2 separate regions of the Homo sapiens genome follow, and region 1 is linked to region 2. Evidence: chromatin contacts called from ENCODE Hi-C or POLR2A ChIA-PET data. All regions are on one chromosome and are shown on one strand. Each heading gives the region's core, a stretch centred on a gene start or an enhancer-like site at or near the end of the contact. The rest is flanking DNA. Distances are from core to core; before and after follow the strand shown. Region 1 holds the start of OR10AD1 (olfactory receptor family 10 subfamily AD member 1). Region 2 holds the start of TMEM106C (transmembrane protein 106C).

The links. A loop is a pair of places that touch in the nucleus more often than their neighbours do. ChIA-PET counts read pairs that join two places held with the same protein, here RNA polymerase II (POLR2A). Pooled maps may share reads with other maps.
Region 1: POLR2A ChIA-PET joins it to region 2 with 10 read pairs in Panc1. The contact joins the promoter of OR10AD1 here to the promoter of TMEM106C in region 2. A Hi-C loop is called at or near these places in 2 of 168 maps with a recorded cell type or tissue (gastrocnemius medialis and naive thymus-derived CD4-positive, alpha-beta T cell), 4 of 37 single-sample maps with no recorded cell type and 11 of 50 pooled maps. POLR2A ChIA-PET finds 5 or more read pairs at or near these places in 4 of 52 experiments (CD4-positive, alpha-beta memory T cell, HEK293, Panc1 and 1 more).

Annotation. Positions count from the first base shown.
Region 1 is chr12:48,201,916-48,204,731 of GRCh38, reverse strand. OR10AD1 (olfactory receptor family 10 subfamily AD member 1) reads left to right here and starts at 1,440. Exons shown (of 1, transcript NM_001004134.1): 1 at 1,440-2,393. The coding sequence starts at 1,440. The coding sequence ends at 2,393. All of the region lies in intron 1 of LOC102725258 (a long non-coding RNA gene), which reads right to left.
Region 2 is chr12:47,962,241-47,965,336 of GRCh38, reverse strand. It overlaps TMEM106C (transmembrane protein 106C), which reads right to left and starts at 1,741. Exons shown (of 8, transcript NM_001143842.2): 1 at 1,633-1,741; 2 at 914-1,128; 3 at 1-55. The coding sequence starts at 1,100.

The DNA.
Region 1 (2,816 bases), core at 191-2,690, 240 kb before region 2:
AATGAGAAAAGGAGAGGGAGAAGAATGAGGATTGGAAGTAGACTGAAAAACGAAAAAAGACTAACAGAGGGTAGTGTGAGAGTGTGTAGAAAAGAGAGTAGGAGAGGAGAAAATAAAGAGAAATGGTTGGCAGAACTGAAAGTTAAGCAGGAATATACTTATCATCTATAAGCATCTGAAGATGAGGATGGGTGCAGTAGCTCACATCTGTAATCCCAGCACTTTGGGAGGCCAAGGCAGGAGAATCACTTAAAGCCAGAAGTTCAAGACCAGCACAGGTGACATAGTGAGTACCTGTCTCTATAAATTCTTAAAAAAAAAAAAAAAAGTATAAGCATCTGAAGGTGGAAGGGATCTGATACATCTTAGCTCCAAAACAACATGAAAAGTATAAGACAGACTTAATATGAACATAACAACTTCCTAAAAGTTACAATAGAGAGATAAGAGCATAAGAATTGTGACCGCTCATTCTTTGAAAATGGAAAAAGAACAAGATTTGTTGCCAGAGACAAAGAGACAGTTGAAAGTTCTCTGAAGGTCCATTCTAGAAAGGTTAGATATATGCCCTGCTCATAGCTTCCCTTTTCACACAGGGATGGTTGGATCCTTTCCACCCAATTGTGTGTAACCGTAAATTCCAGCCCCAGGAGGAAAACCATCTCCTATTAGGAAGGCATGCATGAGCCCCCACCCAGCCCTCAGCTCCAGCATGCACAGCATGGGTGGCTGCGGTAGCAGCAGCAACTGCTGGGCGAGTGAGTCTGGGAAGAGGTGGGTGACTGGGAAGAGCTTGACATGACTGTCTCCAAAAAGGTGCAAATCACTGTTAGCTGAGGGACAATTGTGAGGATTAGAATGTTTTTATTTTCCCTGAAACTTCAACCCATTCATCATTTTAAATTAGGTACACAGAGGTTGAGCATTTTTGCTTCTAGAAAAATACACCTTCAAATATCTCAAGTGCTTCCTAAATACAATCTTCTATAACCTGATAGCCACCAGCCCTTTCCCTCACACACTCCATTCTTCAATTCCTAAAACTTTTCCTCAGTTGGCATGGTCCCAGACCCAATTATCTTATTTTTTCACCTCTGAATACATCCTGGTTAATGGCTAATCCTTCAATATTGAGGGCTCTGGAGCAGATGCAATACTTCACTTGATGCCTGATGAAACCAGAGTAAAGAACATTACAACCAGCACTTTCTTCATCTGTTGATATTATGATTCTATGTATGCAGCCTGTGATGACCCTGGCATTTTCACCACCCCGTAACACTGCCAAATTACTAGTTTACTAAGTTCCAAAAGGTTGACCACCATTCATCCATCCTGTTTTATAATTGGGCTTCTGGGACCAAGTGGGTACCTTCTATTACCCCACAGCTATACCCTTGTGCTTTTCCCATCATCTTTCCTCCTCAAACAGGCCCCAGATGCTAAGGAATGGCAGCATAGTGACGGAATTTATCCTCGTGGGCTTTCAGCAGAGCTCCACTTCCACACGAGCATTGCTCTTTGCCCTCTTCTTGGCCCTCTACAGCCTCACCATGGCCATGAATGGCCTCATCATCTTTATCACCTCCTGGACAGACCCCAAGCTCAACAGCCCCATGTACTTCTTCCTCGGCCATCTGTCTCTCCTGGATGTCTGCTTCATCACCACTACCATCCCACAGATGTTGATCCACCTCGTGGTCAGGGACCACATTGTCTCCTTTGTATGTTGCATGACCCAGATGTACTTTGTCTTCTGTGTTGGTGTGGCCGAGTGCATCCTCTTGGCTTTCATGGCCTATGACCGTTATGTTGCTATCTGCTACCCACTTAACTATGTCCCGATCATAAGCCAGAAGGTCTGTGTCAGGCTTGTGGGAACTGCCTGGTTCTTTGGGCTGATCAATGGCATCTTTCTCGAGTATATTTCATTCCGAGAGCCCTTCCGCAGAGACAACCACATAGAAAGCTTCTTCTGTGAGGCCCCCATAGTGATTGGCCTCTCTTGTGGGGACCCTCAGTTTAGTCTGTGGGCAATCTTTGCCGATGCCATCGTGGTAATTCTCAGCCCCATGGTGCTCACTGTCACTTCCTATGTGCACATCCTGGCCACCATCCTCAGCAAAGCCTCCTCCTCAGGTCGGGGGAAGACTTTCTCTACTTGTGCCTCTCACCTGACTGTGGTCATCTTTCTCTACACTTCAGCTATGTTCTCTTACATGAACCCCCACAGCACACATGGGCCTGACAAAGACAAACCTTTCTCCCTCCTGTACACCATCATTACCCCCATGTGCAACCCCATCATTTATAGTTTCCGCAACAAGGAAATTAAGGAGGCCATGGTGAGGGCACTTGGAAGAACCAGGCTGGCCCAGCCACAGTCTGTCTAGCAGGAAGGCCCTGAAAGGAAAGCTCCTTCACCTGGGGAATGGGAGAGTTACCCCATCCCCAGCCCTGGCAGATGAGTAACTCTCCTATGCTGAAAGGCTCCAGGAAAGAGCGTTCATGGCTTCCTTGGCACTAGAATCAGACCTGAAAGTTCCTCCTGATGTCCAATGTCCTGATGTTATCTCTCTGACTTCACTTCCACATTGTTTTTTCTTGGACCTTCCTCGGGAGAATTTCGGATTTTCCTTAGTTTTTTTCCTCAGTTTCTTTTCCTCTTAAGTTCTCACAACAGGATTCAATAAATAAGTGCACTTAACTCCATTTTATTTGTATATACCTTTACATGCTAGTCCCCCAACCTGAGTTTCGTACATACATTTAGAAATAAACTCTTTTATTTTTCAGCTCTTCATTTTACTGTTTTT
Region 2 (3,096 bases), core at 492-2,991:
GGGCGCAATCTCTGATCACTGTGTGGGATCAAAGCCACCAACTCATTTACTTGCTCTAGAAAAGAGCCAAACAATTATTTTGTAAATCCCATGTGTTGGCAGTACTTCCTTCACGTCTCACTTGAGCCTGCCACAACAAATATTCTTCTGGAATGAGACATTTTAAAAAATACTAGTGAAATTCACATGTTGGGTCTAATGAACAAGAAACAAGAGAGTGCCACAAATTATAAAACATCTATCAGTGCTGCCAGGGTAGTGATGTGGAAGTTGAAAAACCTGGGATCCTGTTCTGGCTTTACTGCATGGGCTTGGCAGAGTCGTCGAATCTCTCAAGGCCATGGTTTCCTTGCCTTTCATATGGAAGCTTTGGAGTAAATGATTTTGAAGGTCCTAACCAGCTCTAAATTTCTGTGACTCTCCAGCTAAACTGTTAAAGACTTTCTGAGGGCCAATTTGTTAATAGTAATAGATGATCCTGTACCAAGGCTAAGTATTTGTCTCTCTCTCTTGACCTGATATATTTTTCTGACCTTAGGCTGTTAAGGATTAGCTACCCATTTCCTTGAAAAGCAGCTTCCAAGATGGTTCCCCCGCAAAGCTGTCCCAATCCTTGTGACAGCGATAAAGAAATGTGCCTGTCAACAAATCCCACAACACAGAGCGAACTGAATGTTCCAAACCTCAGGAAAAGAACAAGAGTGGCGGTAAAGAAAAGAAAGGGTTGGAAAAATAAGGAGAGGAAGAGAAGTTGCAGAACTGCCCAAGTGTATTAAGTCAGTTGAGCTGGCTCCTGTCCAGGGCACTGTCTCTATTATGGTATTACTGCCTAGAAGAAAAGTTGTCTGGGCAGACAGGAGAACTCCGAGGGTACCTTGGGATTCTCATCAGGGAATCATCCCTCCATGATCACCTGTTGGAATGTAGCCTGTCCCCTGGCACGTGAGACAGGTGATGCTATCTCTCCCGGTGAATTCCACATATGGGAACTGAGCAATGGCTTCTTCCTGCTCTCGTTCAGCCAGCAAACCGTCCCTGTCATCTTCTTGCTTTCGCCTGCAGGAGGAGGGGCGAGCAGCAGCGGAATGCTGAGACCCCATGGCCGTGATATGCCACTGGTGTCATGTCCTAAGATGAAAAGAGGGAGTGCACGTTAGCGGCCCCAGTGAATCACGACAGAAATCGCTTGTTTCTATAAGAAAATTAAAAACGCAAAAATGACAAGTTGCCGCCCTGAGTGTGGTCCCAACACCTGTACGATTTCTATCGGGACCCTCATTTTGTAGTAGTGCTACCCACTCTCCTCTTACCCGCCACACACAGCCGGCGGGGGTGGGGAGGGGGAACGGGGCCTGCCTTTCACGCACCTGCCTCGATCCTCACCGCCCTGGGACTTGGGGCACCCCCGCTCCCACCTGGTCCAGCCTCGCCCCTTCCTCTTCACTATTTGTAAGCTCTATGCCCCTCCTCGAGCAACAAACAGGCACCAAATTGATAACCGGCCTTAACGATTCCCATTCCTCTCCACCCCCCAGCCCCAGGAGGCGGGCTCAGGTCACGCCCCTTGGCAAAAAGCGATGCTCTGAGCCCACCAAAGTGGCCCAGGCAGGAGCGAACGCCAGCGTCGCAGACCTGCAGGGCACGAACTCCCGGCAGCTCCTCTCCGGCCGCTCCCCCGACCACCTGCCAGCTTGAGGACTTACCAGCCTCTTCGGTCGGCGGAGCGGCACGCACTCAGCGCGCAGGCGCCAAATACCAAGCCCGCCAGGAGAACGCGGGCGCGCGCTCGCGCGTGCGCTCTTCGCGGCTCCGGAGGCCTTCCCAATATCGCAGCTGTCTGGCTCCCTCGGTTCCGGTAGAGGGCGGCAGAGAGCGCCGGGGAGCCGCGACCCTTGCTGTTGGGCCGCGGTAGTCCGCGGAGTCGGGATGATGCTCTGCTGTTCGCTAGATAGGCTGGGAAAGGCTCCAGTCAAGTTTCCAGAGCAAAACACTTCTCTGCTGCGAGAGGAGGAAGGTGCTGCCGGCTACCGAAGCCATTCTGAAATATTCTTTATAGTACAGGAGCTGTGTAGTCGCTGAGGGTACACACATGCGGAGCATTCGGATAAACTGCCTTTGCAAAAATTGTAAGTGAGAAAATTATGACAGTGAAAGAGATCTGACTTACCCAGTTCCGTCTTGCTTCTAACCTCCGAACTGCCCTTGTTCATTCCTGGGTATAGGCCAAACTAACTTTGGGAGGAATTTAGTTTATAGTTGAACTTCGAAGCAAAGATAACAGCCCTTCCCCAAAACAAACCCCCTTCTTGCCTGGGGACCAGACTGCCTTTGTAAGACTAACAAATTAGCCACAAGATTAGAAATTATGGTTTAGGAGTCATCCAGACAGAGGTCACAAGATTCCAAACCTTCCCTATTGCTCCAAGGGATAACATCACTATTGTAAAATCTAAGATCGGTGCTGGGGATATTTTTCAGACCCTGCATTCTGAGGCACCAGCTGGCAGTACCTAGACCAGTTATCTGGCTCAGCCAGTTCTGCAATCCCACCCAGGAACAGAAAACAGCAAGAAGAACCCACTTAGACCCCCCTATGATTTCATCTCCAACCTGACCAATCAGCACTCCCCACTGCCTGATACCTACCAGCCGAATTATCCTTAAAAAACCCCAGTCTCTGAATTATCGGGGAGACTTATTTGAGTGATAAAACTCTGGTATCTCATTCAGCCGGCTCTGCATGAATTAAAATCTCCATTGCAATTCCCCTGTCTTGATGAATCAGCTCTGGGCAACGGGCAAGGAGAACCCGTCCGGCAATTATATCAGAACCTGTCTTCAGTCCAGGAGGGGAACCCAGAGGCTTCATCAGACCCCTCCAATACTGTAGATAAAAGTGCTGCTGGAAGTCTCACAAGTCAGAGGGGCCCAGCCTGGGGGAAACCTTCCATGGGGAGTCCTGCTGGCTTCTCGCAGGAACGGACCCCACAGCTGAGCTTTGCAAGCCAATTAGGTGCCAAGAGGCACCAAGGAGTAGATTCATTCGGTAGTAGGGCCCCCCCTTCCCCAGACCTCCACAAAAAAGGCACGTACGTA